7 separate regions of the Homo sapiens genome follow, and all the other regions are linked to region 1. A link is a contact called in ENCODE Hi-C or POLR2A ChIA-PET data. All regions are on one chromosome and are shown on one strand. The core of a region is the stretch at or near the end of the contact, and the rest is flanking DNA. Distances in the headings are between cores, read along the strand shown. Region 1 holds the start of F2RL3 (F2R like thrombin or trypsin receptor 3). Region 2 holds the start of FCHO1 (FCH and mu domain containing endocytic adaptor 1). Region 3 holds the start of NIBAN3 (niban apoptosis regulator 3). Region 4 has its middle 62 kb from the start of AP1M1. Region 5 holds the start of SLC27A1 (solute carrier family 27 member 1). Region 6 holds the start of KLF2 (KLF transcription factor 2). Region 7 overlaps EPS15L1 (epidermal growth factor receptor pathway substrate 15 like 1).

Region 1 (4,271 bases), core at 641-3,140:
CCCCTGCGTCCTGGGTTCAAGAGATTTTCCTGCCTCAGCCTCCTGAGGAGCTAGGACTACAGACGTGCGCCACCATGTCTGGCTAATTTTTGTATTTTTAGTAGAGACGGGTTTTCACCATGTTGGCCAGGACGGTCTCGATCTCTTGACCTCGTGATCCACCCACCTGGCCTCCCAAAGTGCTGGGATTACAGGCGTGAGCCATTGCGCCCGGTCGTGCATCACTATTTTGATGCATCATCTTCAAACCACCCTGCCCCAGCATCACTGGACTGCCGGTGTGCCCAGCCTCCCCTGCACAGCTTCCCACTCTGCTCACAGAGAAGACGGTGGAGGGGGGAGCCCAGGCGTGGGTTTTCCGTGTGCTGAGGGTGTCCTCAGCCACCTTTTTCCCCAAGTCATTGACGTGAAGCTGATTTTCTCATTGGTGGCCATGGAAACTGCCCAGAAATGGGAGCAGGGCCTCTGAGACCCTGCCCCAGCTAGACTCTCTCTCCAGGCTTCAGTGTCTCCTCCTGGAGCTGGGTGTTGACTCTGTCCAAGACTCTGCTCAGTCACTTCCTGGCTGATCCCCGAGTGCTCAAGTGTGTGATGAGATTAGGGCTCCCCCAGGCAGGAAACGGCCACATTGGACCCCTCCCTCCCCCATCCCTAGTTCATTTTATTTTCCCCAATCCTCATGGCTCCCAACTAGGCCCTCCTGCTCCCAGACCCCCCCAAGCCCTGTCCCCCATCCCCTGTAGCCCAGCGCTGAGCACACTGGGGCCAGAACCACCCATACCAGACTCCCCCAGGGCACGACGGGTTGAGGCCTCTCTGAGGCAGGGAGGGACAACACTGAGGGGCCTTGTGCAGAAGAGGGAAGGGGTACCCCCCCGAGCTTCAGTTTCTTCATCTGCCCGATGAGCCCCCATCCAATGGTACCCAGGAGTGGGGATGTGCTGGGGCTAGAGGAGGGAGGCCCCCTGGAGGCTGGCTTGGGGACCCTTCAACCTGGCCACCTCACTCAGGGTCAGAGGTCAGAGCAGGCGAGCCACACACCCCGAAGTCCCCCCGGTCCTCGGCAGGTGCTGTCCCCAGCATCACTGTCTCCCCTACAGATGCCCGTGTGTCCCCTGGGCAAGAGTGAAGTGAGGCACTCATACAGGGGTGCCTTGTGAGTATGGGGTCAGCCGAGGATGCTGAGGGGCTCTCGAGGTTCAGCCAGAGTCCCTGACGCTGGGCTCGTGCTGCTCTGGGGGTCTGAAGGGACCCTCGCTATTACCCTCTGGGAGGCGCCCATCCTTGGTTTTTTTTTTTTTTTTTGCCGAGTCTCGCTCTGTTGCCCAGGCTGGAGTGCAGTGGCAAGATCTCGGCTCACTGCAACCTCCACCTCCTGGGTTCAAGCAATTCTCCCACCTCAGCCTCCTGAGTAGCTGGGACCACAGGCATCTGCCACCAAGCCCAGCTAATTTTTGTATTTTTATGAGAGATGGGGTTTCTCCATGTTGGTCAGGCCGGTCTCAAACTCCCAACCTCAGGTGATTTGCCTGCCTTGGCCTCCCAAAATGTTGGGATTACAGCCGTGAGCCACCGTGCCTGGCCTAGCAGGGCTCTTCTTATCCTGCTCACCAGAGATAGGAAGTCGGGGGGTGACTTCAGGAAAGGCCCAGAGCCCGTGATGGGCGTGGGGATTGGGGTGAGGACAGGGCTGTCGTGAGAACAGTGGCTGCAGATGTGAGCGGCTGGCAGGAAGTGGCCACTTGAACCGCAGATGCTTCCTGGGCTGGTCAGGGACCGGGGGTGCTGGCTGCAGCTGGGACCCCCCCCCCTGCATCTTGCTGGCCTGGCACCTGGGTCCCTGGGAGGCGCCACACTGGATATAGCCACGTGGGGCAGCCCGGTCTCCATAACCCACACTCCAGTCCTCCCACGGGCTGGCTGGCAAGCGGCCCTGGTGGGTCTGCGGGGGCAGGGGCAGCCTTCCTGGTTTATCTCTACCGGCGCGATCTGCTCGTCCGCCTCGGCTCCAGAAGCTGGGGCTCAGGGTCCGGCGAGGCAGGAAGCCTGAGGCCACAGCCCAGAGCAGCCTGAGTGCAGTCATGTGGGGGCGACTGCTCCTGTGGCCCCTGGTGCTGGGGTTCAGCCTGTCTGGCGGCACCCAGACCCCCAGCGTCTACGACGAGAGCGGGAGCACCGGAGGTGGTGATGGTGAGTGGTCCTGGCTTTGGGGTGCAGAGATGGGGTTACATCAGAGATGGAGCTGGGGGCCCGGAGCTGGGGAGGGGGAGGCCGGGAAGTTGCGGGCTTCAGCCCAGCCCACTCTGTATCCCGTCTCTGACCCCATAGGGCTGGGCTATTCCCTTGAGTGTCATGTCCAGCTGTTTCCCACCAGGGCAGACCCCAGGCTCTGAGCACCTCCCTCCCTGCTGCTTCTCGTCACCTGCCGAGGCAGGGGCTGACTGAGGTCCCCTCTCTCTCCCAGACAGCACGCCCTCAATCCTGCCTGCCCCCCGCGGCTACCCAGGCCAAGTCTGTGCCAATGACAGTGACACCCTGGAGCTCCCGGACAGCTCACGGGCACTGCTTCTGGGCTGGGTGCCCACCAGGCTGGTGCCCGCCCTCTATGGGCTGGTCCTGGTGGTGGGGCTGCCGGCCAATGGGCTGGCGCTGTGGGTGCTGGCCACGCAGGCACCTCGGCTGCCCTCCACCATGCTGCTGATGAACCTCGCGGCTGCTGACCTCCTGCTGGCCCTGGCGCTGCCCCCGCGGATCGCCTACCACCTGCGTGGCCAGCGCTGGCCCTTCGGGGAGGCCGCCTGCCGCCTGGCCACGGCCGCACTCTATGGTCACATGTATGGCTCAGTGCTGCTGCTGGCCGCCGTCAGCCTGGATCGCTACCTGGCCCTGGTGCACCCGCTGCGGGCCCGCGCCCTGCGTGGCCGGCGCCTGGCCCTTGGACTCTGCATGGCTGCTTGGCTCATGGCGGCCGCCCTGGCACTGCCCCTGACACTGCAGCGGCAGACCTTCCGGCTGGCGCGCTCCGATCGCGTGCTCTGCCATGACGCGCTGCCCCTGGACGCACAGGCCTCCCACTGGCAACCGGCCTTCACCTGCCTGGCGCTGTTGGGCTGTTTCCTGCCCCTGCTGGCCATGCTGCTGTGCTACGGGGCCACCCTGCACACGCTGGCGGCCAGCGGCCGGCGCTACGGCCACGCGCTGAGGCTGACCGCAGTGGTGCTGGCCTCCGCCGTGGCCTTCTTCGTGCCCAGCAACCTGCTGCTGCTGCTGCATTACTCGGACCCGAGCCCCAGCGCCTGGGGCAACCTCTATGGTGCCTACGTGCCCAGCCTGGCGCTGAGCACCCTCAACAGCTGCGTGGATCCCTTCATCTACTACTACGTGTCGGCCGAGTTCAGGGACAAGGTGCGGGCAGGGCTCTTCCAACGGTCGCCGGGGGACACCGTGGCCTCCAAGGCCTCTGCGGAAGGGGGCAGCCGGGGCATGGGCACCCACTCCTCTTTGCTCCAGTGACACAAAGTGGGGAAGGCTGTACTGGGTCGAACAGGGTCCCTTCCCCCACTTCACGTCCTTCCTGGGACCTCAGAATGTGACCTTATTTGGAAATAGGGTTGTTACAACTGTCACTAGCGGAGGTCACTTTGGAGAAGGGTGGGCCTTACATCCAGTGTGGGTGGTGTCCTCATAAGATAAGGAGAGGCCAGGCCTGGTGGCTCACGCCTGTAATCCCAGCACTTTAAGAGGCCAAGGCGGATGGATCACTTGAGCCCAGGAGTTCAACACCAGCCTGAGCAACATGGTAAAACCCCATCTCTACCAAAAATACAAAAATTAGCTGGGCTTGGTGGCTGGCGCCTGTAATCCCAGCTACTCAGGAGACTGAGGCAGAAGGATCGCTTGAACCTGGGAGGCAGAGGTTGCAGTGAGCCGAGATTGCGCCACTGGACTCCAGCCTGCGTGACAGAGAGCCTGTCTCTAAATTAATTAATTAATTAATTTAATTCAATTTTAAAAAGACGAAAAGTGACGGCCAGGTGCAGTGGCTCACGCCTATAATCTCAGCACTCTGGGAGGCCAAGATGGAGGATTGCTTGAAGCCAGGAGTTTGGGACCAGCCTGGGCAACATAGGGGGATCCCATCTCTACACACAAAAAAATTTTTTAATGAACCAGGCATTGTGGCATGCGCCTATAGTCCCAGCCACTCAAGAGGCACAGGCGGGAGGATCACTTGAGCCTGGGAGGTTGTGGTTGCAGTGAGCTATGATTGT
Region 2 (4,271 bases), core at 706-3,205, 860 kb after region 1:
GTTGGGTACACAGTAGGCATTCAATAGATGTTTGCCAAATGAAGTGAGGAAGAGGGAGGGGACCCATGGGGAGGACAGAAAATTTCTGAGAATCCCTGGCTCAGATTCCCACTTGGTGGCCCGAGTCACTGTGTGACCTGGGGCACGTGTCTCAGTTTCCCCATCGTGGTGCTGGTTGAGATAAGATACTGCCTTGAGGTGTGGTGACGAGAATCAAGCCAGATTGTCTGTGATCGCAGCCCAGGTGGCGAGGCCAAGAGGGGAGACATGACATAGTGGGTCATTGAAACAGCATGGTACCTGCTTGAACCAAGTGACTGGTCCGTGGGAAGGATGAGAAAACCCTTGCTACTGGCCCTACTGTACATACACTGGGGTCCAAGAGAGAGGGAAATGTGAGATCCTGTTTCCCAGGATCCTGGAAGCCAGATCGTGGAAGGTCAGGAGTGGCCCAAGGTCATCAGGCAAGACGTCAGCGGCTCCGGACACCCAGCCAGGCACCACTCGATTCCCAGGATGGGAGCTCGGGTCTTGCCTTTGTTGCTGATGTGGTTCCTGCTTTGTTTTATCTGTTCTGGGGCTGCTCACATGTCTCAGCCCCAGGTTTGCAAGACTTGGTGCCGGGAAGGCAGGATGGGGACCTCTGAGTCAGCTGGCAATGTGCTGTGTAACCTTGGGCAAGTCTCCGGCCATCTCTGGGCTTTGTGCTGGTACTGTACAGGCTGGGAGACTTGGGTTCTAGCAGGGCTGACTTCTCCATCAGACCCAAAATGCCCAGTGTCTCAGGCTCACAGTGCTTTTAGGGGTCCCTAGGTTGATGTTTTCACTTCTTTTAAAATCCAAAGGGAAAAAAATGAACTCTTGGGTTGAAGGAAACATTTTTGTGTATAATATTAATATATTTGTCTTTATGTCAATGTAGTTGTAAAATACAGTTTTGTTTTGTTTTGTTTTTGAGACAGAGTCTCTCTCTGTCACCCAGGCTGGAGTGCAGTGGCTCGATCTCCGCTCACTGCAACCTCCATCTCCTGGGTTCAAGCGATTCTCCTGCCTCAGCCTCCCGAGTAGCTGGGATTACAGGCATATGCCACCCCACCCAGCTAACTTTTGTATTTTTAGTAGAGACGGGGTTTTACCATGTTGCCCAGGCTGTTCTCGCACTCCTGGGCTCAAGCAATCCACCTGCCTCGGCCTCCCAAAGTGCTGGGATTCCAGGCATCAGCCACCACCTAAAATATAATTTTAAATTTCTTTTGTAGTGAAGGAAAGCGCTCATGAATGCAAAAATGTCTTCCCCTTTCTTTTCTTTTTTTTTTTTTTTTGAGATGGAGTCTCGCTCTGTCGCCAGGCTGGAGTGCAGTGGCGCAATCTCGGCTCACTGCAACCTCTGGCTCACTGCAACCTCCACCTCCCGGGTTCAAGTGATTCTCCTGCCTCAGCCTCCTGAGTAGCTGGGACTACAGGCATGGGCCACCACGCCCAGCTAATTTTTGTATTTTTAGTAGAGACGGGGTTTCACCGTGTTGGCCAGGATAGTGTCAACCTCTTGACCTCGTGATCCACCCACCTTGGCCTCTCAAAGTGCTGGGATTACAGGCGTGAGCCACCGCGCCTGGCCATGTCTTCCCCTTTCTGAGCGCATTTCCCTCTCTGAGCCTCAGTTTGCCCAGTCTGTGAAGTGGGTATCGGCCTACCTCAGGATGGCAAGATGTTGAATGCCTGGGCCAGGGTTGGTGCTCAGTTATTTCCCAATTGCCATGATTAATATTTGTTCGGTAAGAACAGCTCCAGGTTCAGGCCGGGGGGCTCCAGGTTCAAGCGCCTCTTGTTTACTCACCCATGGCCTGTGTGGTTCCAGGGAGGTCCCATGGGTGCTGATCGGGCGGGGGAGGAAAGGTGGCGGTTGGATGGTAGGCGGGGCGGGGTGAGCTTCCTGTCCCCCCCCCAACCCATGCACACAAGCCTCCAACTTGGTGCTGACGGAAGTGGCCTCGTGGCTGTCTCCTGGCGCCTGCCCCGTCAGACAGGGGCCCCATCCCACTCGCTACCCTGTCCGGTGAGTTTGAGCCCTGGCCAGTAGATACCCATCATCTCGCCTTGGCCCCCCTCAGGAACAGAGGGGAGGCCCCCCTGCCCGGAGCCTGGGTTTCAGGAGAAGTAGCAGGTGTCACTTCCTGGGCTGGCCAAAGCCTGCATGGGGCCACCCGTTGCCCTGCCCCCCGTCCCCCATTCCAGCTGTGAGTGGTGGTTTGGGTTAGGGGGGCGGCAAGGGGAGCTTGGAAACCCAGAGAGCCACGCGTGATGGTTTCAAACAGGAGGTCATTGGCAGACAGACCAGGGGCAAAATCACAGTCAGCCGGGACCAATGATTGATCTCTCTGTGCCTCGGTTTCCTTCATAAAGTTGGGGTTGCCTCTGAGGGCATGGCATGAAGATTGGATGAGCAGATGCGTGTGAATAGTTGGGTACAGGGTCGCACACATACTGGTGCTCCATGTGTATCTGTCTGCCAGAGGTGGGGTGAGGCAATCTAATTGAAACTGTGAAAACAGTAGTGAGATTCTTGGTTTCTGGGGAACTTGGGCTCCTTGGTTCCTGGGATCTTCTAGAACAATGTTGGCCATCCAATACAGCAGCCATCAGCCCCATGTAGCTACTGAGCCTTGGAAGAGAGGCTGGCACAGCTGAGGAGCTGGGCATATAATTGTATGTATGTATGTATGTATGTATGTATGTATTTAATTATTATTTTTTTAAGACAGAATCTCACTCTTTCAACCAGGTTGGAGTGCAGTGGGGCAATCTTGGCTCACTACAACCTCCGCCTCCCAGGTTCAAGTGATTCTCCTGCCTCATCCTCCCAAGTAGCTGGGACTACAGGTGTGTGCCACCACGCCCTGCTGATTTTTATATTTTTTGGTAGAGATGGGGTTTCACCATGTTGGCCAGGCAGGTCTCGAACTCCTGACCTCAAGTGATCCACCCACCTCGGCCTCCCAAAGTGCTGGGATTACAGGCGTGAGCCACTGCGCCCAGCCAATTGTATTTAATTTTACTTGGTTTAACATTAATACAAAAATTAATACAAAAATTAAGGCCAGGGGTTGTGGCTCATGGCTGTAATCCCAGCACTTTGGGGGTCCCAGGCAGGAGGATGGCTTGAGCTCAGGAGTTCGAGACTGGCCTGGGCCACACTAGTGAGACCTAGTCTCTACAAAAAAAAAAAAAAAAATTTATTTTTAATTAGTTAGACATGTAGTCCCAGCTACTCGGGTGGCTGAGATGGGAGGATCACTTGAGCCTGGGAAGTCGAGGCTGCCATGAGCTGTGATCATGCCACTGCACACTCCAGCCTGGGTGACAGAGCAAGAACCTGTCTCCAGAAAAAATAAAAAAATAAAAAAAACTTAATACAAAAATTATTCAGGCGTGAGCCTGTAGTCTCAGCTACTCGGGAGGCTACTATTCAAGGCTCCCTTGAGCCTGGGAGGTGGAGGCTGCAGTGAGCTATGATCGCACCACTGCACTCCAGCCTGGGCAACAGAGCGAGACCCTGTCTCCAAAAAAAAAAAAAATTAAGTCACCACATGGGGCTAGTGGTTCCCATGCCAGTCAGCACAGCTCTAAGAGATTTGGAGATGCTTAGGGTCCTGGTCATGGACAGAAGCTAAGAAATGATATGGAAATTTAGGGCTTTTCCCCTAGGGATGTCAGTGTAGCATGCTCACCACCCTACCCCTGCCACCAAACTAGGTTTCCTAAGGGGGTGTGGTGGGGACTGAAGTTTTTCAGGGGCCCTGTCATTAACCAGTGCAGGGTTGGGAATGTTTGTTGAAACAAATAATTCCTTGCCCAGTGAACTCCTATTCATGCTTTAAAACCCCAACTCCCATGAGCCCTCCTTTAGTCCAGGTTCTTTTGGACCTTGTCCCTCCATCTGGCCCAGCCCTGACCATGCAGGACGGTGATATCTGTGTCCAGCTCTGTCTCTCTAGACTGGGGACTCCTGCAGGGCCAGGCCCGAGGCTGAATCAACTCAGGGACCCTGACATTGTTCTAGTCTGGGTGAGCAAGTAGGAGGTCTTGGGTGACTCACAGAAGTCCCGGGATTGGAGGCTCAATGATAATGGGTCCAATTAAACTAACTAACTTTCTTTCTTTTTGAGACAGGGTCTTACTCTGTCGCCCAGGCTGGAGTGCAGTGGCGCCATCTCAGCTCACTGCAACCTCCGCCTCCCAGGTTCAAGCGATTCTCCTGTCTCAGCCTCCCA
Region 3 (4,271 bases), core at 898-3,397, 640 kb after region 1:
TCTGGACTTTCCTTCCTCCAGCCTGGAGCCCCTGACTGCTGGGAAGTGTTCAGTGTCCTTGAGAGGTCTTCAGGGACCCACCCCACTCCCCAGCCAACGCTGGATCCAGAGCTCAGTGCTTGACACTCCCCTCATCAGAAAACCTGTGATGGCTCCATTTGATCACATTTCCGCTTGGAGTGTAGACTGCATGCCCTCCCTCCCTCCGTCCCTCCCTTCATTCATTCATTCATTCATTCATTCATTCATGCACACGTTTATTCATGCATTCATTCAGCAAACATCGAGGGCTGCTCTGTGCCAGGCACAAAACAGGTGAAGGGGTGGAGACGCCCAACTAACCAAACCAGGTCAAATGCTGGGACATAAAGGTCGCGCCCAACCAGTCCAGGGGCACAGGGACGGCTCTCCAAGGGGCTGGTATCTGGTCTTTTCACCTGAGGGGTGAAGCTTGGGCGACCACGTGCAGGAGGCGGGAGCAAGAGTTCTCTAGGCACTGGACAAGACCGCGGGGGTCAGAGGGACATGGGGGCTTCGGGAGCTGCAGGGGGCTGAGTGGAGCCAGAGGGCTCTTGGAGCGATGAGGCTGGGCCCTCAGTGGTGCTTTCCCAAAGGGCAATGGGAGAGCTTCGGGAGGTCAGCACGGAGAGTTTTGGGGTGCTAAAGATGGGGTTTGGGCCCAAGAAAAGGGACACCTTCGCTGGGTGACGTGGCTCACACCTGTAATCCCAGCACTTTGGGAGGCTGAGGCGAGAGGATCACCTGAGGTCAGGAGTTTGAGGCCAGCCTGGCCAACACAGGGAAACCCCATCTCTACTAAACAAAACAAAACAAAATTAGCCAGAAATCGCTTGAACCCAGGAGGCGAAGGTGGCAGTGAGCCAAGATCATGCCACTGCACTCCAGCCTGGGCAACAGAGTGAGACACCGTTTAAAAAAAAAAGAACACTTTAGGAGGTCAAGGAGGGTGGATCACGAGGTCAGGAGTTTGAGACAAGCCTGGCCAACATAATGAAACCCCGTCTCTACTGAAAATACAAAAAATTAGCCAGGTGTGGTGGCGGGCGCCTGTAATCCCAGCTACTCGGGAGGCTGAGGCTGGAGAATCACTTGAACCCGGGAGGTGGAGGTTGCAGTGAGCCAAGATAGTGCCATTGCACTCCAGTCTGGGCGACAGTGCGAGAGTCTGTCCCAAAGAAAAAAAAAAGGACACCTTTAAGAGACACTTAAAACGTGAAATATGCCAGGTGTGGTGGCTCATGCCTGTAATCCTAACATTTTGGGAGGCCGAGGTGGGCGGATCACTTGAGTCCAGAAGTTTGAGACCAGCCTGGGCAACATAGGAAGACCCCCCGTGTCTACAAAAAATACAAAAATTAGCCAGGCATGGTGGTGGCGTGTGCCTGTGGGCCCAGCTACTCTGGAGGCTGAAGTGAGAGGGTCACTTGAGCACAGGAGTTCCAGGCTGCAGTGAGCCATGATCGTGCCACTGCACTCCAGCCTGAGCAACAGAGCAAGACCCTGTCTCTAAAAAAAAAAAAAGGAAAAAGAAATGGAGTCCAGGTGATGGACTGGTGGGAGGGACAGTGTTGGGGGCCTGAAGAAGGAATCAAGGATGAAGCTTCAGTGCCCCCAAGTCTCTCTGCTCACCCCTGCCAGGCCACCCATCCTCTAAGACCTTGGCATCTGCCCCCCTGCCCCAGCACTGACCTCAGGGACAGTCTGGGAGTGCCTGTCCAGCTCTGTCTCCCCAGCCTGGGGACTCCTAGGAGCTGGGCCAGGGCTGTATCCTCTCTGGGGTCCAGCCTCACCGGGCACAGGGTAGGCACAGTGCTGGTGGGGGGGTGTGGCACCAGGAACTAGATGCCGCATCCCTGCCCATCCCCCTGTTCCAGCCCCCATACACAACGACTGCTGGCCGGTCCTGCCAGATGTCTGCCCTGCCACCCTCCTCCAAGACGAGCTATGATTTTCTTTCTCCCACACCCCACAACCTAACCCCGGGGCTGTCCCCGCAGCCTCTACAGAAACCACTGGCTCTGGGCAACACGGGCCCCAGGGGAGTGGGGAGGACGCAGGTGCAGCGTGGGGTGGGGCAGGGGCGGGGCCTCTGAACCCACTGTGACCAAGCCTCTCACCCGCCATCCAGGTGCCCCTGAGCCGAGGAACGCAGGCGGTGGTCGTGGGGAAGGGAAGAGGAGCCCCGGGAGACGACAGCAGCATGGGTGGGCGGCCTTCGAGCCCTCTGGACAAGCAGCAGCGGCAGCACCTAAGGGGTGAGCAGCCGGGGAGGGGACAGGGTGGGAGTCCAGGTGGGTGGGGGCTCCAGCCATTGGGTCCACATGCTCCATGCAGCAGATGGGGTTCGGTTCAGACCTAGGGCTGTCAAAACACACAGGATGCCTTCTTAATGTAAATTTCACGCAGTGAATCTTTTTTTATTGTTGAGACAGGATCTTGTCTGTTGCCCAAGCTGGAGTGCCGTGGTATGATCGTGGCTCACTGCAACCTTGGCCTCCTGGGCTCAAGCAATTCTCCCGCCTTAACCTCCCAAGTAGCTGGGACCACATGCATGTACCACCATGCCCAACTAATTATTTCATTGGTTGTTTTTTTTTTTAATAGAGACAGGGTGTCCCTATGTTGGCCAGTTTGCTTTTGAACTTGTGGGCTCAAGCGATCCTCCCGCCTCAGCCCGAATAGCTGGGACCACAGGCGTGCACCACCACACCTGGCTAATTTTTTATTTGTTTTCGTAGCGACAGGGTCTCACTATGTTGCCCAGGCTGGTCTTGAACTCCTGAGCTCAAGCGATCCTCCCACATCAACCTCCCAAAGTGCTGGGATTACAGGCGGGAGCCACTGTGTCCAGCCTGCATCTTATTTTTAGTATAAGTGTATCCCAGATTTTGCATAGTGCACACTTATGCTGAAAACCAATTACCCCTTTATGGTTTTTTTTTTGTTTGTTTTGTTTTGTTTTGTTTTTTGAGATGGAGTCTCCCTCTGTTGCCCAGGCTAGAGTGCAGTGGCGCAATCTTGGCTCACTGCAACCTCCGCCTCCAGGATTCAAGCTATTCTCCTGCTTCAGCCTCCCGAGTAGCTGGGATTACAAGCATGTGCCACCATGCCTGACTAATTTTTGTATTTTTAGTAGAGATGGGGTTTCACCATTTTGGCCAGGTTGGTCTCGAACTCCTGATCTCAGGTGATCTGCTCACCTCAGCCTCCCAAAGTGCTGGGATTACAGGTGTGAGCCACTGTGCCCAGAAGACTGTGTCTTCTATTTTTATTTGGTAAATCTAGTGACCTGATTTAGGGCAGGGGTTCAGGTGGGAGGCATAGGGCCAAGTGGAGGGTGTCCCAGACCCAGCCAGGCCCTGAGGGATGTCTTCCTGAGCGGGCAGGGACCAGCAGGCCCCTCGGTAGGACCCTGGGGATGGAGGCTCAGTTCCCAATTTGAGACTAAGAGGGGCCAGTGCCAGATTCAGTGCCATTCGGGTCCCTCTGTCCTCATATGTGGGGTGAGCAACTGTGCTGGGCGCTGGGGACATTGTGGGGTTGGTATTGGCCTTACCCTCACAGGCTCATGGTCTAAACACCTTCCCTCTGGTGGCTCTGCTATGTGGGGCTTCTGTGCCCAAGGTGACCTCATGGCACAGAACGGCTGCTGGAGCTCCAGCCATTGGGTCTACATTCCATGCAGCAGCATGGAAGAGTGTTTTTTTGGTTTTTGGGTCAAGTCATGACCCAAAATTGCATGGTGAGAATGATGGGAGAGAGCTCACATGTTCCTTGAGGGTAGGGAAGAGCAGAGGTGGATGACTGCCCACTGAGGAGACAATGATCAAGCCAGGGCTGGAGGGATGTGATGGTGTTGGAAGGAAGGAGATACCAGAAGAGCATTTTGGACAGGAGAAACAGCATGTGCTAAGGCCAGTGATGTATCTTGCAAACAAACAATTCACGTTCACACCCTGGTCATTCCCTCATTTGCTGTGTGCCCTTTGGTGAGTGACTTCACCTCCCTGGGCTTCATTCTCTTATATGTAAAATGGGGATAGCAACAACGCCTAGCTCATGGGGCTGGGGGGGCATTGTAAGGATTCAAAGAGTTACTCTATGTAGCACTGGGATTTTTTTCCCCCAGATAGTGGCTTAAACAAGATAAGGATTTTTTTTTTTTCTCCTCAAACTGAGAGGTGTGGAAGCAGGCAGGCTAGTAAAAGTTAGACACCTAAAGTCCTTTCATCTCATGGCTCTGCCATGTG
Region 4 (4,271 bases), core at 875-3,374, 630 kb before region 1:
CCAACTGTGATGTCCCTCCTCCAGGCAGCTGCCGCAGACAGATGCTCCAAATTCTCTCATCCCCACCCGCCTTCCAACCGAGCCCTGATCCTGCAGGCTGTGGCCATCTGTGTCCAGCTCTGTCTCCCTGAGACTGGGGGCTCCTTGAGGACTGGGCTAGGGGACACAAGGGGATGGCGAGTGTTTTATAAAAATGGAGATGCCAGGCTGGGTGCAGTGGCTCACGCCTATAATCCTAGCAGTTTGGGAGGCCGAGGTGGGTGGATCACCTGAGGTCAGGAGTTCGAGACCAGCCTGGCCATCATCGTGAAACCCCGTCTCTACTAAAAATACAAAATTAACCAGGTGTGATGGCACATGCCTGTAATCCCAGCTACTCGGGAGGCTGAGACAGAAGAATCGCTTGAACCCGGGAGGCAGAGGTTGCGGTGAGCCGAGATCGCAACATTGCACTCCAGCCTGGGCAAGAAGAGCAAAACTCCATCTCGAAATAAAAATAAAAATAAAAAATAAATGAAATGGAGACCCCAGTACCCCCCGTTGATAGATAAGAGACTGAGATTTCTAGAGGGGCTCAGCTTCCCTGGGGGACAGCTGTTTAGACCCAGAGCCAATTTTCAACTCTTGGGCAGCCAGACTGCAAGTCCAGTGCTCCTTCCAAAACTTGTGTGTATGGAGAACCCACCACCTGTGCCCTGACCCCCTCCTGGTTCCCCACAGCCCCTGCCCAGGCCAGGACACCCTGTCCCCTGGGTGTCCCTGAGGTCACAGATAAGGCCGCTGGGCCCGGCTATCGGCAGGAAACATCTTGGCAGGACAGGAAGCGCGGCATGGGTCAGCCGCGCCTGCACCCGGCTCAGCCTATCAGCGGCCAGATATTTTGGGAGCCACTATATAAACCCCAACTCGGCTCCAAGCTGTTCCCCGGGGAAGCCTCAGGCTTCATGTTCTGCGGCAGCCCTGAGGCTGCTGGAACACGGGGCCCGGGAGGAGCTCAGGAGCTGAGCGGGACAGAGTGACAGGGGTGGACTCCGTCCGGGCATCACTGCAGGCCAGAGGGTGCTGGCTCTGAATCGAGCTAGCCCCTATTCAGTCCTGGTGCAGACACTCTCACTTGCTGGGCAAGTGGCTTCACCGCCCTGTGCCTCAGTTTCCCCCTCCCCACATCCCTCCTTTGATCCTGTCCCAGGGAAAAACACACCTCCAGGTCCTGGAGCCTTTTCTGAAGTTTCTGGGCCGACATCTGAGGGCCAACCCACTTTCTCCCAATGCAAAGCAGGGCCCAGGAATCTGCATCTTAAAACCTGCCTTGGCCGGGCACAGTGGCTCACACCTGTAATCCCAGCACTTTGGGAGGCTGAGGCGGGTGGATCATGAGGTCAGGCATTCGAGACTAGCCTTGCCAGGATGTTGAAACCCCATCTCTACTAAAATTACAAAGATTAGCCGGGCATGGTGGCTGGTGCCTGTAATCCCAGCTACTCCGGAGGCTGAGGCTGGAGAATCGCTTGAACCTAGGCAGCAGAGGTTGCAGTGAGCTGAGATTGCACCACTGCACTCCAGCCTGGGCAATAAGAGCAAGACTCCGTCTAAACACACACACACACACACACACACACATACACACACACACACACACACACACAACAGGGATCCATACGCAAGCCCAAGCTTCTCAAGTTCAAGAACATACGGTGGGTCCAGCTCCTCCACCCAAAAAGTTCAGTGGACAGGCACCCAGCGTGACACCGCATAACTGCTGAATTTGAGCCACATTATAAGAATGGGCTGTAGTTATTCCCATTTTACAGAAGAGGGGTTGAGGCCCAGAGAGGGGCAGGAAGTTGCCTGAAGCCACACAGCAGCCCAGAGGCCACGCCCTATCAGAATCTCCACCCCGTGCACCTCTCAGGAGATGCTCCAGGGGTGATGTGGCCAGCCAACAAGCAGTGGGGTTAGGATTTGAACCCGGGTCTGCCTGCTCCACGACCCCTTGTTGGCACAGAACAGTGCCATCTTGGGCCCAGTGATGACTGCTCTGGTCCTGAATAACATGCATATTTCTCCCAGGACCAGTAAAAGTGAAACGAAGAAGTGAAATAAAAATACTCAAGAACTCACTGGGGCCCGCAGCCGGCTCCTGACCTCAGAGCCTCGGCCTTTCCTGGGGAGAGGCAAGGGGGCAGGACGGCAGCGCGGGCAGAGGAACCCAAGCGTGGCTATGTAAAGTGGCCGGCCCAGCACCTGCGACTGCCTGCCAGGGCAGGTGATGAAGCGTGCCCGGCCGGCCCCCACCCCAGGCAGCTGCAGCTGGCAAAAGGGAACAGCCACACCACATATAACCTGGCCTGAACTCCACCCAAAACCAGAGCTCGAGGCCTGGCCCGTGCCTGGAAAGCCAGTTTTGGCCCAATGACTCTGGGCAGGTCACTGTCCTTCTCTGGATCTCAGTCTCCCCACTGGCCACAGAAAAGTCTCAGCAGTGGCAGAGGCTCCTGCCTGACCATTCTGACCATCCCAGAATGGAAAGGGAAATCACCTCCCTCATTCTGGAGCCTATACCTCTAATAATATAACCCATGGGCCTAGCAGCTTGCTGGGCAGCTATGTCACAGGCAATGGGCCCCTTCAGGTGTCCCTGAAGTCCTCATCCCTGCCCACCTTTCTTTAAGATCTGGTGGGGACTGGGGGTCAAGATGTCTTCTAGTTCATGCCACACAACCACTTGGCTCAGTTTGCTGCCAGGGAGGCACTGGACTGGCATCTCTTTCCTGACGACATGCTCACTGCCAGCCGGGGCAGCCTAGTGTGTGGCTTAGTGAAAGTGGGTGCCTCCTTCAGAGTGGCTCAGTCCCCACCCTGCCCTGCTCTGCCATCCAGCCACCTGGGACTGCTGACAGAGACCTAAGTCAGTCCTTCTCTAGGTTAAATGCCCTAAAGCCTCCAGGGCCTTCTCCCAGGACACCACTTAGAAGTGTGTATACACATACACACACACACACCATGGTGGTCTTCCCCAAACCTGCCACTATCCATCTATCCCCATTTTGAAGTGGCAGGGCCCCCTGCCTGACAGCATTGACCAGCCCAGAATGGAGAGGGAAATCACCTTCCCCATTCTGGAGTCTATACCTCCAGTAATGCAACCCATGGGCTCAGCGGCTTGCTGGACACCTATGTCATAGGCAATGGGCCCGTTCACGTAACCATTCGTCAATTCCAAATATTGAGCCCCACAAGGGAGCTTTGATGAAGGTGGTGGGGATGGGGATGTCTTGTTTCTTTTTCTCTCTCTTTTCTTTTTTGGTAGAGATGGGATCTTGCTATGTACCCAGGCTGGACTTGAACTCCCCCTGGCCTCAAGCAATCCTCCTGCCTCGACCTCCCAAAATGCTAGGATTACAGGCATGAGCCACCAAGCCCAGCCGGAGTGTCCTGTTTCTTGAGCTGGCTGCTGGTTACCTGGGCATAGTCCCTTTATGAGAAGTTACAGAACTGTGTACCTAGGATTTGGGTACTTTAATGTCTGTATGTTTTCCTTGAATAAAATATTTTAAAAGAAGAAAAGGAAAGAAAGCAGTTTGATGTCTCGGACTGAGAATGAAAGCTAAGTAGATAATAACTAGGTGAGGTTTGAGGGCATGGATGGATTCGGGAAGGGCACTGCAGGCAAGAGGCACGGCGCGGCTAAGGCCTGGTGTCCTGAGGCAGCCTTGGTGTTTGAGGGACCTGGCAGAGGCCCGTGTGGCTGGGTGGGGGCAGGGACCAGCCATGCAGACCCTCAAAAGCCACAGCAGGGTGCATGGATGTTACCCCGAGACAGGTGCCAAGCCGAGAAGTTTAAGTGGAGGCTGATGATTAAGTGGAATGGACATGTGGAAGGGCGGTTGAAGCCATGAGCAAGGGCATTTATGATTGAGTGGTAAAGGGTTGCTCAGCCCATCTGCCAGAGGGGAATACTGAGGCCCGGTGAATCCAGGCTGCTTGGCTACAAGTAGGAGGTGGAGGGGCAATGTGAGCCTGGCCCAGCTCGCCCAAGGGCCACTTTCTCCCAGCTGCACCCACTTGGAGAGTGGTCACAACCTCTGTGCCCAAGAATCAGCCAGATCTCCCAAGTTTGAGTCTCACTCTGAGCTCACTGGCCTCAGTGTCCTCACCTGTCAAACGGGGGCCTGGGAGGGTGAGTCTCATCTTCGACCCCTCTGCAGGCAGCCCAGCGACTCTTTACCACGGATTTCACTGCGATTCCAGCCAAGAGTGCCTGGGCAGTG
Region 5 (4,271 bases), core at 814-3,313, 580 kb after region 1:
ATTACAGGCGTGAGTCACCACGCCCAGCCTGCCCTCAGTTTCTTTACCTGTCAAATGGGGTGATCACAGCGGTGCTACCTGGCTAGGTAAGAGTGCAACTGCAGTTACTGGTCATTGCTGACTCTTCCAGGCCCAGAAAGCAGCAGGCCAGTGGCTGGCTCTGGGCCTGTCCTCCGGATCTTCCTCGTGATCCCTCATTCCAGCCACCCTGCTGCCCGCAGGGACCAATGGCAGCGTAGGGGGTGAGTGCCTGCCCAGCCCTGTCCTCCAAATGCATTGGAATCAGGCCCGGGCCGCCTCCTAAGGAGAACGCTGGAAAGGTCGGCCAAGGAGAGCAGAAAACAAGCAGTGGTGGAGTCGGCAGTGGGGCAGAGGAGGGGGAGCTGGAAGGGAAGGACCCCAAAGCAGAAGCCCGCACAGTAGGCACAGCGCACCCAAGAAGGGTCCAGGAGTCTGCAGAAACAGAAAGGTCCCCGGCCTCAGCCTCCTAGTCCCTGCCTGCCTCCTGCCTGAGCTTCTGGGAGACTGAAGGCACGGCTTGCAGCTTCAGGTCAGCCAGAGAATGGGGTTGTGCGTGCCCCCAGGCCAGCGCTGGCAGCGCCTGGGGGAGCATCTAGGACCCCGGGGTGCAAGTAAAGGGCCTGTAGGTGCTTCTAGGAAGGATGGGGACCTGGCGTGTGGATTTTGTCCTCCCTGGGATCCTGGGGTGTGACGGTGAGACTTAACCGACAAGGCTTCGGGACATGGATTAAGAATTAGCTGTGTCCTTGAATCACACGTGTTAAGACCGCGGCGGTGTTTACAGTTAGAGACTTCTGAGGCCCCAATGGTGTGAGTTGAGCACTCCCCCGGGCCCTGGAACGTGTTTTTAAGACCGAAAGAGGCTTTGGGGCTTGGATTTAGGACAAGCTGGAGCAAGAATACAGCCCGCGCGGGCCGTGGGTGTGGACTGGGATATTTTTGGTCCCCCGGGGTAGAGATCCTGCACGCCAACTAGGGCTCGGGTCCTGATATCTTGCGAGCCACGCCCCAAGGCTGCAGGACACGTGTGTTTCCTAAAAGGAGAGGGGGTGGGGCAAGGCTTGGTTGTCATGGAGACAGCGGACGACCCTGGCGGGCCGTTCTAGCACCCATGTCTCTTTGGCCGTCGCCTCTCCGGTCCGGTTGCCTCTCTATGGTCGTGGCTTCTGGAAGACGGCCGGCCTCGGCTCTGCGGGCTGAGGGGCTTCGAAGTAGACAGGAGGGAAGAGGGGCGGGGCCTAGGTCCTAGGGGGGCCGGAGTGAAACCCAGGAGGTGGCGACCGAGCCAAAGCCTGAGGGCGGGGCCCGTGGCCAGGATAGAACCTGAGCCTGGGAACTTGGGCTAGGCCCGGAACTGGGGTGGGGCTTGAACGGATTGGGGAGGGCTCTAGTTTCGGGAGGGTGGGGCGTGTGCTTATTGCGGGGGGGTGGGGAGGCATATGTCTAACCTAGGGGGTGGGGCCTGGCTGAGAGGGGCGGGACTCGGGGAGAGGGCTTGTACCTGTGGGCTGGGCTAGAAGCATAACCTAAGGGCGGGGCCCAGTGAGTGGTGAAAAGGCCACGGGGTAGAGGCAGGACCAGGAGGAAAGGGGACAGGACGTGAAGGGTAATTCGGGGATCGAGGATAGAGGCTAGATGAAGGCATGTGGCGAGGCCTGACAGTGACCGACAAGGTGGACATGCTGGCTCTGGGGGCGGGGACTGTTGTAAGATTGGCAGGGAAGGATGGGCTCAAAAATATGGAATAGAGCGGACCCAGGGTCCGGGGGCGGAGCCTGGCCAGGACCTGGCCAATCCCAGGCCTGGGGCCCTGGTCTGGTTCCTAGTTAGCGGGCGGGTGTAAAAGCCTGGAAAGGGGCGATGCCTGGCCTGAGGAGTTGACCAATCCCAGGCCTGGGGGCGGAGTCTGACTCGGAGCGCGTTCCCGGACTCGCGGGGGGCGCAGAGCCGAGGCCTGGGGGCGCGGCTCGCTGTAGAGGCGGGGGCGGTCGTGGGGCGGAGCGGGTCGTGGGGCGGGGCTGGAGCGGCCCGCGGCCTCAGCTCTCTCTGCTTCCCCAGGATGCGGGCTCCGGGTGCGGGCGCGGCCTCGGTGGTCTCGCTGGCGCTGTTGTGGCTGCTGGGGCTGCCGTGGACCTGGAGCGCGGCAGCGGCGCTCGGCGTGTACGTGGGCAGCGGCGGCTGGCGCTTCCTGCGCATCGTCTGCAAGACCGCGAGGCGAGACCTCTTGTGAGTGTTGCCGGGATCCGTCCAGGGCTGGGGGCGGGGCTGAGGGCTCTGGGGGCGCACGGTGCAGGGCTGGGTTGCGGGGACGGCTTGGAGGGTCCGGAGAGCTGAGGGTGCTTTGTAGGTTGGGGGCGGGGCTGGGCCGAGGGCTGGGCGGGGGCGGGGCCTGAGAGGGTGACCAGTTGGGGGTCTCTGAGGGGGCTACAGGGGACACTTTAAGGATTTCTCGAGGAAGATGAGTAGCCTCTAAGGTGCTTCGGGCGTTGCAGGCTGCTTAGGAGATGATCTCAGGGGATTTGGGGGGCAATTTGGGGGTCTTTGGGCAACTGGTGGAAATTCCAGGGAGCTGGGGCTGACTGGAAATCCGTGGCGGTGTGGGGGTCTTTTTGGAGCCGTGATAACTGTGAGAGACTTCAGGGGGCTCTCCAGTAGGTCACCGGGGCTCACAGGGACGACCCAATAGATAGTCTCTGGGGGGTTGCCAAGACACTTTGGGTCTATCTAGGGCTTTCTCTGAGGGATGAGCGAGCTGCTCTATAAAGGACTTCCCGGGTTTCTGAAGGTGTGAGTTTCCTCGGGATCGTTTACAGCTGGGGCACTGTTTGAGATTTTGGGGTCTGTGTGGGACTTTGGGTTTGGGAGTTGTTCGGAGTGTGTCGGGAGGCTGCTGTGTATTCCAGGACTTGTTTGGGGGGTCTCTTCTGGAGACTGGGACACTGGATTCATGCTAGGGGGGCAGATTCTGGTGTCCTGTGCAAGGATCCTTGGAGGGTTTTTGCGGTGTCTCTGAGGGACTTGCTCAAACGAGCCGTTGGGGGTCCTTCTGGGATGAAACAGGCATTGCTGGGGGCTTCTATCAGAGCAGACCTCAGGAACAGCACCACGTGGGAGCAGGTGAGCGCCGGCTAGCGGGGCAGGGCTCAACACCTTCACAGCTCCTTGTAAGATGGAGTAGCAAGAGGGACTGAACCCATTGTAAGGAGGGCACAGAGGGTGTGGAGATGGGAAAGATCCCACCGTAAGTTGACTGGTTCTGAACTTTCTAAAACTCACCCCTTCTGCATGCCATGGCCCCCTGCCCCCGGCTCCTTGGTTGTTCTGATGTGGAAATCTGACTGTGCCCTCTGCTCAGACACCTTCCATGGCCAGCCCATCCTTGGCAGAAGGAAGACTCAGCCCCTAGCTGGGCACTCAAGGTCCTACCATCTGTTCCCTGCCCACCTGCCACTCCCCCCATCCATATGTTCACCTGGTCTTCAGAAAGACTTGCAGTGTCAAGCTCAAGCTGCCCAGAACATACTGGACCCCTTTTAGCCAGGGCAGGCTCTCCCTCTGGGAACCTTTGCTGAATTTTCCTGCTCAGCACCCTCCCATAGCTCCTTGTTGCCCTTAGAATTGACGCCATACTGGCCGGGAGCGGTGGCTCACGCCTGTAATCCCAGCACTTTGGGAGGCCGAGGCAGGCAGATCACGAGGTCAGGAGATCAAAACCATCCTGGCTAACACGGTGAAACCCCGTTTCTAATAAAAATACAAAAAAATTAGCCAGGCGTGGTGGTGGACGCCTGTAGTCCCAGCTACTCGGGAGGCTGAGGCAGGAGAATGGTGTGAACCCCGGAGGCGGAGCTTGCAGTGAGCGGAGATCATGCCACTGCAGTCCAGCTTGGGCGACAGAGTGAGACTCCGTCTCAAAAAAAAAAAAAAAAATAGAATTAGAATTGAGGCCATACTCCTGAGCATTGCGCACGAGGTCCCTGACCATGTCCCAGCCTCCGCTTACTTCCCTTTTGTCGCCTAGCTGCACTTACCTTTTGTCTATTGCTCATTTGTTTGTTTGTTTGAGGCAGAGTCTCACTCCGTCGCCCAGGCTGGAGTGCAGTGGTGCGATCTTGGCTCACTGCAACCTCTGCCTCCCAGGTTCAAGTGATTCTCCTGCGTCAGCCTCCCAAGTAGCTGGGACTACAGGCACGTGCCACCATGCCCAGCTAATTTTTGTAATTTTAGTAGAGATGGGGTTTCACCGTATT
Region 6 (4,271 bases), core at 1,199-3,698, 560 kb before region 1:
CGCAAGTGATCTGCCCGCCTCAGCCTTCCAAAGTGCTGGGATTACAGGTGTGAGCCACTGCGCCCAGCCGACGGTCTTGGCCAAAGCAAAGGAACAAACAAACAAAAACCCTTCCCGGCAGCTGCCCAGGCATCCCATATCCTTGAGGAGAAATTCCTGATTCCCTTAATCTTTCCATCATTATCATACGGGGAAACTGAGGCCCAGAGAAAGGCAATTCAATTCCCAAAGCACACAAGCAGGCCCATCTCCCAAGCGCTGGTAGAGAATTCAGTGTCACACAAGATGTCACCTACTTCCACAACAAAGAAAAGAGCCTGTGTGAACTCACAATAGCCATTTGGGGTAAGGTACTATTCTTATCTGCATTTCGAAGATTGAGGAGGCAAGCCCAAACAGCCAAAGCCACTGGTTCAAGGTCACACAGCGCGTGCTCAGTGGCTGAGGCTGACTCGCAGCCATTTCAGTGGCAACTGCAGAAAGCAAGTTTGTATTCAACTTGAAGTCTCCGGTGACTGGGTTTGGTGGGGGCTGCAGAGGGGACCCTGCAGAGTGCATTTCTGCAGAGGCTGAGAGTCCAAGCTTCCAGGGCAGGAGCTGCCTGCATCCCTCACCACCTGGCTCCAAGTTCCTCCTTGGGATGCTCTTCCTCCCATACCCACATGGTCCCCAATGACTTTTTCACATTAGCTCACATTTCACCCCCTGGGTGAGATTCAGAATTTCCCCATTTTCTCCTTCCCACTCCCTCATCTCACACTCACTTTCTAGTCCCTTCTACTGCTCCATTTTTCTTTTTAAACCCCTATCAGTAAGGCCAGGCGCAATGGCTCACACCTGTAATCCCAGCACTTTGGGAGGCCGAGGCGGGTGGATCGCCTGAGCCCAGGACTTCAAGACCAGCCTGGGCAACATAGTGAGACCCCGTCTCTACAAAAAAATACAAAAAAAAAAATTTAGCCAGGCATGGTGGTGTGCACCTTGTAATCCCAGCTACTTGGGAGGCTAAGGCAGGAGGATCTCTTGAGCGCAGGAGTTCGAGGCTGCAGTGAGCTGTGATTGCACTACTACACTCCAGACTGGGCAACAGAGGGAGACCCTGTCTCAAAAAAACTCAAATGAATAAACCTCTATCCTTCCCTCCTTCACTAAAGTGGAGGTCCCCTAGGGCAGGGATCTTGTCTATCTCTTGGTTACTGTGTCCCCAGTGCCTACCCAGGGCTGGCAGACAGTTGTAACAGGAGTGACAGTCCCTGGCCAGCAGGGATATGGTGTGGGGGACAGAGGTGGAGCATTGAAGGGACCCATTGGGCAGCATTGTCCTCTGATGCCCCCGATGCTGGAGCTGTATTGGGGGAATGACTGTCATCACCGTCCTCTGAGTTACTTAATTCATTTATGGAAGTCAGTAAAGGAACCCAGCCTGCCTGTGCCTGCCGCAACTCCAACTTCTCCCAGCCACCTCTGCCTCAGTTTCCCTGCACTTGACGGGCTTATTGAGGTTGGGGAGGAGGGGGTGGGTGTCTCAAATGTCAAAGATTTAATGTGTCTTGATGTTACCACACAAAAGTTTTGTTTTGTTTGTTTTTTTGAGACAGTCTCCTCTGTCACCCAGGCTGGAGTGTAGTGGTGTGATTGTATCTCACTGCAGCCTCGACCTCCTGGGCTCAAGCGATCCTCCCACCTCAGCCTCCCACTACACCCAGCTAATTTTTTTTATTTTTTAAGAGATGGGGGCCACTGTGTTGCCCAGGCTGGTCTTGAACTCCTGGCCTCGAGTGATCCTCCTGTCTCAGCCTCCCAAAGCGGTGGGATTACAGATGTGACCCACTGCACCAGGTCTACACAAGGTGTTTTTTTTTACAGGGTGATGTGCACACGGTGGGTCCCTCTGGGTGGTCCCACAACAGATGAGGGGCCCAGCCTCACCCATCCATGAATCCTGGAGACTCCAGACTTCCCATCCATCCAGGGTTCTGCAGCCCTCTCTGAGGCTGGAGCCAATCTCCCCTTCCGTCAAGGGATCCGGGGAGACCGCCAAGCCCGGTGCTCCCCTGAGAGTCTCTGAGAGGCCCCGACACCGCCCCCGCTCCAGGTCCCCGGGATGCTCGCGCAGGCGGGAGCCCGGGGCGCCCGGGGGATCCCTGAGCGTCACGCCGCTGTTGTGGAGCGCGTGTTGACAACGTCGCCGGGGAGACGGGCGGGGGCGGGGCCCGGGAGAGGGGGAGGCGCGGCCCTGGCGGCGCGCGAGGGGCCGGGCTGTCAGCGCAAGGCCCAGGCCGCCGCAGTGGCCACGGCCGCTGCCGCCCGCCGGCTTATATACCGCGGCTAAATTTAGGCTGCGCCCGGAGCTCGTCCCCATCCGGGACGCGTTTCCGCCGCCGCCGCTTTGGCCCGGCCCCCGCGCGCGCCGCGCCTATAAGGCTTGGGCGGGCCCGGCCGCGGCCCACAGAGCCGTCCCCGCCCGCCCGCGCCCCGACCAGCCCGGCCTCGGGCAGCCACTCACCGGTGTCCCCGTCCGCGTCCTTTCTCCCCGGGTCCCGGCCATGGCGCTGAGTGAACCCATCCTGCCGTCCTTCTCCACTTTCGCCAGCCCGTGCCGCGAGCGCGGCCTGCAGGAGGTGAGGGCGGCGGGGACGGCGGGGCGGCCGGGACCGTGGGCGGCGGGCTCGGGGTAGTAGAACGTGGGCTGCGGGGTGACAGGACGCGAAGGCGGGGACTGCAGACTCAGGAGAGGAGGATGCGGGCCACGGGGATCGCGGACTTAGGGTGGTAAAAGGCAAGCAGCGCCCCCCGAGCCCCGCCGCCCGCTCACGCCCATTGCCCTGTCGCCCGCAGCGCTGGCCGCGCGCCGAACCCGAGTCCGGCGGCACCGACGACGACCTCAACAGCGTGCTGGACTTCATCCTGTCCATGGGGCTGGATGGCCTGGGCGCCGAGGCCGCCCCGGAGCCGCCGCCGCCGCCCCCGCCGCCTGCGTTCTATTACCCCGAACCCGGCGCGCCCCCGCCCTACAGCGCCCCCGCGGGTGGCCTGGTGTCTGAGCTGCTGCGACCCGAGCTGGATGCGCCGCTGGGGCCCGCACTGCACGGCCGCTTTCTGCTGGCGCCGCCCGGCCGCCTGGTCAAGGCCGAGCCCCCTGAAGCGGACGGCGGCGGCGGCTACGGCTGCGCCCCCGGGCTGACCCGTGGACCGCGCGGCCTCAAGCGCGAGGGCGCCCCGGGCCCGGCGGCTTCGTGCATGCGAGGTCCCGGGGGCCGCCCCCCGCCGCCGCCCGACACACCGCCGCTCAGCCCCGACGGCCCCGCGCGCCTGCCCGCGCCCGGTCCGCGCGCCTCCTTCCCGCCGCCTTTCGGTGGCCCTGGTTTCGGCGCGCCCGGGCCCGGCCTGCATTACGCGCCGCCTGCGCCCCCAGCCTTCGGTCTCTTCGACGACGCGGCCGCCGCCGCGGCAGCCCTGGGCCTGGCGCCCCCCGCCGCCCGCGGTCTCCTCACGCCGCCTGCGTCCCCGCTGGAGCTGCTGGAGGCCAAGCCAAAGCGCGGCCGCCGCTCTTGGCCCCGCAAACGCACCGCCACTCACACCTGCAGCTACGCGGGCTGCGGCAAGACCTACACCAAGAGTTCGCATCTGAAGGCGCATCTGCGCACGCACACAGGTGGGCGGCACGCACGAGCCAGGAGCGCAGGCGGGGGGACGCGGGAGGAGAGGTCGGATTCCCAGCGCGCGCCAGAAAATGAATTTAGGACCTCCCTTGGGGCGTGGCTCAGGGGGATCTGGCAGGTGGTGCACGCTTAGGACTCCCCAGGAGGCGTGGCTCGGGAGGTTGGTTGGGGGGGCACACAGGAACACTCCCTAAGGAAGTGTGATCCGAGAGGTTGGGGTGGGGGCTTGCACGCTTAGGACGAGGGGGGCCTCCGGAGGTTGGGAAGAGCACTTAGAAAACCTCCTGGAGGCGTGGCTAGGGAGACAGTCTCAGAAAGTTGGGGAGGGGGAGCAGGTTTAGGAGCCGCTGGGCACTTGGCTCAGAATCCCCGGGGCTGAGGCTCAGGTAGTTGGGGAGTAGGTGCGCGTTTAGGAACCCCGGGGAGATGCTGCGTCTCAGGAAGTTGGGGAGGGCGCTCAGGCTTGGGACTCCTCTGGGGACAAGGCTCAGGACCTTGGGGAGGGAGTGTTCGCTGGGAAACCTTGAGAGATTCCGTGTCTTAGAATGCTGGAGAGAGGGTGCATGCTTAGGACCCGTCGGGGAGCGTGGCTGACAACAGTGGGGAGTG
Region 7 (4,271 bases), core at 903-3,402, 520 kb before region 1:
CATGCAGGGCCACTCCTGGTCCCAGGCATGAGCCAATGGTAAGCCAAGGCCTCGCTGCCAGGTCTCCCGGAGTTGCCCCGTTCCCTCTCCTAAGGGACGGGCAGGCAGCTCTGGCGGGCGGGGGTCAAGTGAGGCCTGCCCAGCCTCCTGTGAGCCCCAGGCTGTCCACTGGAGCAGAAGGGGCTCCCTAGGGCTCCTGAGCAGGATGGAGGGTGGGCGAGGGCCCCTCACCTCCACCCTCCCGTCCCTAGAAGCCTCATCTCCCTATCGGCCGCCCACCAGCTCGGCTCCCTTCCCTGTGAGCCAAACCCACCCAGCAAAGTGGCCTCAACACAGGTGGGCCCCAGCACCCTGCCCAGACTGCTTGAGGGCTTCTCCCGCTTGGGGATGACACCCCAGTCTTGTCCAGGTGGCACCTCCTTCCCCAGGAACCCCCAAACCCAGGGCTTCTTTCCTGGCTATGCCTTGTCCCTCTGCCTGGAAGGCACTCCCAACTGGAATGCCATCACAGGCAGTGGCCTTCTCAGGGAAGAAATGGCAGCCCCTTCCCCATCATGCCTGTGTTCAGCTCTGCAGCCAAGCCCTGGGGCTGGGAGTGGCCCTGGAAGACGGTGTGGGGCATGGCGGCCACCCCCCTCAGCCTGTTTCTTAATCCAAACAAAGGGCTGTGTCCCCCCAACAATTGTTCATACGTTCAAGTCCTAACCCCTGTGCCTTAGAATATAACCATACTTGAAGATAGCATATTTAAAGGGGTAACTGAGTTAAAACGAAGTCAAAGGATCAATGACTGTCTTCACTGAAAGAACTTAGGACACAGATCTACACACAGAACAGCAATGTGAAGATGCACCAGGCCAAGGAGAGGTCTCAGAAGAAACCAACCCCACTGGCGCCTTGATCTTGGACTTTGAGCCTCTAGAACTGCGGGACAATCCATGTCTGCTGTTTAGGCTGAGATAGAGCAAGTGTGAGCAGGGAGCCACCAAAGCCACCGGCAGGGGCACCCTGGGGGACAGTGTGACAGTGTCCTGCACCCCAGCCTGTGGGTTTGCAGGGGATAGGGACAGTGACCTCAGCCAGTCCCTCGAGCCCCTGCCTGCTTCTGCCCAGCTTCTCCCTCCACGGGAAAGCCCCCCCTCCCCCAGGGTCCCTCACCACTCTGCTTCCCGTGGCACTGGCCTCTGGCACGGCTGAGGGTCAGCTCTGTGAAAAGCGGGCCCAGCATACCACAAATGCCAGCCAATACTGCCCCATGTCCCTGGTGCCCTCCAGCCCAGGGCTCGGCACACAGTGGGCTTCAGGAGGTCCTGGTGAACCAGGTGCCACCTGTTACAGATTCCACGGGTCTCCAGGGACCTGGGGCCCTTTGGAGCAACACCCTGGGGAGCGAGAAGGGAATAAAGGCATCTGCCCTTCCTGGTTTGCAGGAAACAGCAATGTTACTGTGCATGCTTGGGTATTTGATTTTTCCTCGAATACCTATGTGATATGGATCAAATAGCAAGATTCTAGCAGAGGAAACAGTTAAGTGTTTCCAGGGGAGAAGCTCAAAGTCCCAGGACACGGTGTAGCCCCCTGGGACGGGCAGCAAGTCCAGGGTGGACACTGCTTGATTTCTCGAAGCCGTTCCTGCAGGGAGTGATCACCTGAGGCAGATTTGCAAGAATGTGGAGGGAGGTGTAAAGGGAGGACGCCCCAGCCAGGCCCCCAAGAGCGACTGCCACGGTACAGAAGGTTCAAATAAATCAGTCATTTTTGAGCTGCTTTTCTTCTTCTTTTCAATGAAGATCTTCCTCCCTTGGTTTGGGGGGTTTAAAAAAAAGAAATTGGTTTTTGGGAGGAGCGGTTAAGAATTCTGCCTGCTACCATTTCAAGCTGAGGTTTCTGATGCGCAAAGAGATGTTCAGAGAGATGAAAAGCTTCGTTCACACCAAGAACTGCCTGTGCCTGGTTTTGCTCTGTTGCCGAAACCGTTGTTATTTAGAAATCATGACTATGGTAATATGAAACCAGGGCACATCAACTGCTGGCCTCTTGTTTTCAGAAGGAACATCAACAACAACAACGGTTTTTTTCTCAGTTGTTAGTGTTTGTGCTTTGGTAAGAGAGGAGATTTTGGACCTGACACGTGTGAGGTCAGCCGAGTGCCCGGTCCAGCTCTCGACCTTGCTAATGACCAGACGCTTTGAGCAAAGAAAGCCCCCGGCATCACTGTAGGGCCACGGCCCTCAGCCCAAACTTCCCACTTTTGCTCAGCGATTTATTTTTAGCGGCTGTATTTTTCAAACCTTCTAGGTCTAGTTCCTGCTTTTATGTAACCACTTCTGCTAACTCCTTAATCGTTTTTTCCGATTTTGTGAGGTATAGCTTATCTCAAACGTGACAAAGTAACTTTAATCTGCCTCCAGGCCCTGAAGCAAAAGCTGCCACGCGCACCCACGCCAGGGTTTTATACTTTTTTATGGCTCCAGAAAACATGAGTAAGGAGAGAGCTTTACTGACGCGCATTTCAGAAAAGGGGATGGAAATCATGAAAACAAAACCCAAAAAAGTGGGTATAGAAACATCTGGGAATGATGGCATCAAACCAGGTGCCAGGCATCATCCTGGCACCTGGTTCGATGCCATCAATCCTAGATATTTGCAGCGGGAACTACCGGGGACCACAGCAGACGGCAGTGAATAAAGACAAATGAAATTAAAGACCCTCTTGGGTGTGCTGACTGCCTACCGCAGGGAGACTTCATTAACAGGGGGCAAGGGATACAAGACTGAAGAAAACACAAAATAGAACTTATTTTCAAACCACAGCAGTTTCAACAGTTACCCAAGCGGTGTACCGAAACCACACACAGGACTGACTTTAGCAAAAACAATATGAACCAAATGGTTTACCACAGTATGTGCTGTTAAAAAAAAAAAAAAAAAAAAAAAAAAAAACTTGGTGGCCGGCTCCACCCTGATAGAAATTTCTTTAATTCTCCTATTTCTCAAGCTTCTTCTCGAGGCTGCGCACGCCCCTAGCACCCGGGATCGGGGCTGTGATGGGGCTGGCTCTGCTGCACTAGCGTTCTTGGTCAGCAAAGTTTTTCAAGGTTCTGACTTTTCTATCTTGCTTTGCAGGAAGCCCTCCGCTTAAAAGCATCCTCAAGAGCTGGGTGCAAAGCAAAAAAAAAAAAAAAAAAACCCAAAAAACAACAAACAAACAAAAAATTGAATAGAAATATACAATTGCAAACCATAAAAACGGTGAATGCTATAAAAACCTTGGAAAGGAAACTCTCTTGGTTTAAATTTTTTGCTTAGGAGGAGCATAAAAGGTTCAGGTGAGGTATGGTCTCAATCAATCCGATTAATAAAAATATTAGTAATAAACATGAGAGTGAGAGAGAGAGAGAGTGTGTGTGTGTGTGTGTGTGTTTGATCCTGGCTAGGTTCTGTTTATACAGTTCAGTTCAGTGCTGTACTTGGAAAATGCAGTTCTGCAGATGAGAGATACATACAAAAACAAAAAGAAAACAAAAAAATACAAAACAAGGGTTTGTGGTCAGGGAAGCTGCCCACCTTCGCTATTATCCTATACAACACAGAACGATCACACAACTCTCACTCATCCTACACAACTGTGGACACACATACACAACCATCATTGATCCTACACAATGGGACACACACACACAAGCATCACTGATCCTACACAACAGTGGACGCACACATACAACCATCATTGATCCTACACAACAGGGGACACACATGCACAAGCATCATTGATCCTACACAACAGGAGATGGCTACACAACTGTCATTCATCCTGCACAATATGGACACTCACACAACTCCCATTCATCCTACACAACAGAGGATGCCCACACAATTGTCATTCATCCTGCAGAACACAGACACCCACACAACTGTCATTCACCCTACACAACAGGTGATCCCACACATCTCTCGTTCATCCTGCACAACATGCACACCCACACAACTGTTATTCATTCCACACAACAGGTGGTGCCCACACAACCATCATTCACCCTACACAACACAGGCACCCACCTGTCATTCACCCTACACAACAGGCGATCTCACAAAACCATCATTCACCCTACATAACACAGACACCCACCTAACTGTCATTCACCCTACACAACAGGTGATCCCACAAAACCATCATTCACCCTACACAACACAGACACCTATGCAACTGTCATTCACCCTACACAACAGGTGATCCCACACAACCACAACTGTCATTCATCCTACACAAC

Evidence for each region. Hi-C counts contacts between places; a loop is a spot of excess contacts on that map. ChIA-PET counts read pairs that join two places held with the same protein, here RNA polymerase II (POLR2A). Pooled maps may share reads with other maps.
Region 2: a loop to region 1 is called in a map with no recorded cell type, with 5 times the contacts of the local background. The contact joins the promoter of FCHO1 here to the promoter of F2RL3 in region 1. A Hi-C loop is called at or near these places in 5 of 37 single-sample maps with no recorded cell type and 5 of 50 pooled maps.
Region 3: a loop to region 1 is called in a map with no recorded cell type, with 4 times the contacts of the local background. The contact joins the promoter of NIBAN3 here to the promoter of F2RL3 in region 1. A Hi-C loop is called at or near these places in 3 of 37 single-sample maps with no recorded cell type and 6 of 50 pooled maps. POLR2A ChIA-PET finds 5 or more read pairs at or near these places in 2 of 52 experiments (activated CD4-positive, alpha-beta T cell and activated T-cell).
Region 4: a map with no recorded cell type shows a loop between it and region 1 (7-fold over the local background). The contact joins the enhancer-like site here to the promoter of F2RL3 in region 1. A Hi-C loop is called at or near these places in 3 of 37 single-sample maps with no recorded cell type and 2 of 50 pooled maps. POLR2A ChIA-PET finds 5 or more read pairs at or near these places in 1 of 52 experiments (T-cell).
Region 5: a loop to region 1 is called in a pooled map, with 3 times the contacts of the local background. The contact joins the promoter of SLC27A1 here to the promoter of F2RL3 in region 1. A Hi-C loop is called at or near these places in 2 of 37 single-sample maps with no recorded cell type and 7 of 50 pooled maps.
Region 6: a map with no recorded cell type shows a loop between it and region 1 (4-fold over the local background). The contact joins the promoter of KLF2 here to the promoter of F2RL3 in region 1. A Hi-C loop is called at or near these places in 2 of 37 single-sample maps with no recorded cell type and 7 of 50 pooled maps.
Region 7: a loop to region 1 is called in a pooled map, with 3 times the contacts of the local background. The contact joins the enhancer-like site here to the promoter of F2RL3 in region 1. A Hi-C loop is called at or near these places in 8 of 37 single-sample maps with no recorded cell type and 5 of 50 pooled maps. POLR2A ChIA-PET finds 5 or more read pairs at or near these places in 1 of 52 experiments (activated B cell).

Annotation. Positions count from the first base shown.
Region 1 is chr19:16,887,109-16,891,379 of GRCh38, forward strand. F2RL3 (F2R like thrombin or trypsin receptor 3) reads left to right here and starts at 1,891. Exons shown (of 2, transcript NM_003950.4): 1 at 1,891-2,190; 2 at 2,465-4,271. The coding sequence starts at 2,082. The coding sequence ends at 3,513. RefSeq lists an enhancer at 2,566-3,165.
Region 2 is chr19:17,749,522-17,753,792 of GRCh38, forward strand. FCHO1 (FCH and mu domain containing endocytic adaptor 1) reads left to right here and starts at 1,956. Exons shown (of 29, transcript NM_015122.3): 1 at 1,956-2,056. It overlaps FCHO1-AS1 (FCHO1 antisense RNA 1), which reads right to left and starts at 1,876. Exons shown (of 5, transcript XR_007067152.1): 1 at 1,695-1,876; 2 at 1,137-1,229. RefSeq lists an enhancer at 4,114-4,271.
Region 3 is chr19:17,525,120-17,529,390 of GRCh38, forward strand. It overlaps NIBAN3 (niban apoptosis regulator 3), which reads left to right and starts at 2,148. Exons shown (of 15, transcript NM_001321827.2): 1 at 2,148-2,276. The coding sequence starts at 2,222. RefSeq lists a silencer at 2,000-2,109.
Region 4 is chr19:16,257,812-16,262,082 of GRCh38, forward strand. No RefSeq gene overlaps it. Among named protein-coding and RNA genes, the nearest start is that of AP1M1, 62 kb to the left of the region's middle. RefSeq lists enhancers at 675-1,009, 1,875-2,094, 2,525-2,604. Within about 2 kb of position 2,125, at least 23 of the 41 ENCODE cell types and tissues checked have a DNase peak (open chromatin) inside an H3K27ac peak, as active enhancers do.
Region 5 is chr19:17,468,461-17,472,731 of GRCh38, forward strand. It overlaps SLC27A1 (solute carrier family 27 member 1), which reads left to right and starts at 2,064. Exons shown (of 12, transcript NM_198580.3): 1 at 2,064-2,247. The coding sequence starts at 2,081. RefSeq lists enhancers at 1,129-1,258, 2,680-3,181 and a silencer at 2,009-2,138.
Region 6 is chr19:16,322,378-16,326,648 of GRCh38, forward strand. It overlaps KLF2 (KLF transcription factor 2), which reads left to right and starts at 2,449. Exons shown (of 3, transcript NM_016270.4): 1 at 2,449-2,621; 2 at 2,839-3,655. The coding sequence starts at 2,547. It overlaps KLF2-DT (KLF2 divergent transcript), which reads right to left and starts at 2,293. Exons shown (of 2, transcript NR_186323.1): 1 at 1,930-2,293. RefSeq lists a promoter at 1,759-2,594, silencers at 1,967-2,696, 2,787-3,036, 3,067-3,116, 3,587-3,676 and enhancers at 2,244-3,016, 3,017-3,787.
Region 7 is chr19:16,364,584-16,368,854 of GRCh38, forward strand. The region is part of intron 22 of EPS15L1 (epidermal growth factor receptor pathway substrate 15 like 1); the gene reads right to left. Among named protein-coding and RNA genes, the nearest start is that of KLF2, 42 kb to the left of the region's middle. RefSeq lists enhancers at 1,758-1,827, 1,978-2,207. Within about 2 kb of position 2,153, at least 14 of the 41 ENCODE cell types and tissues checked have a DNase peak (open chromatin) inside an H3K27ac peak, as active enhancers do.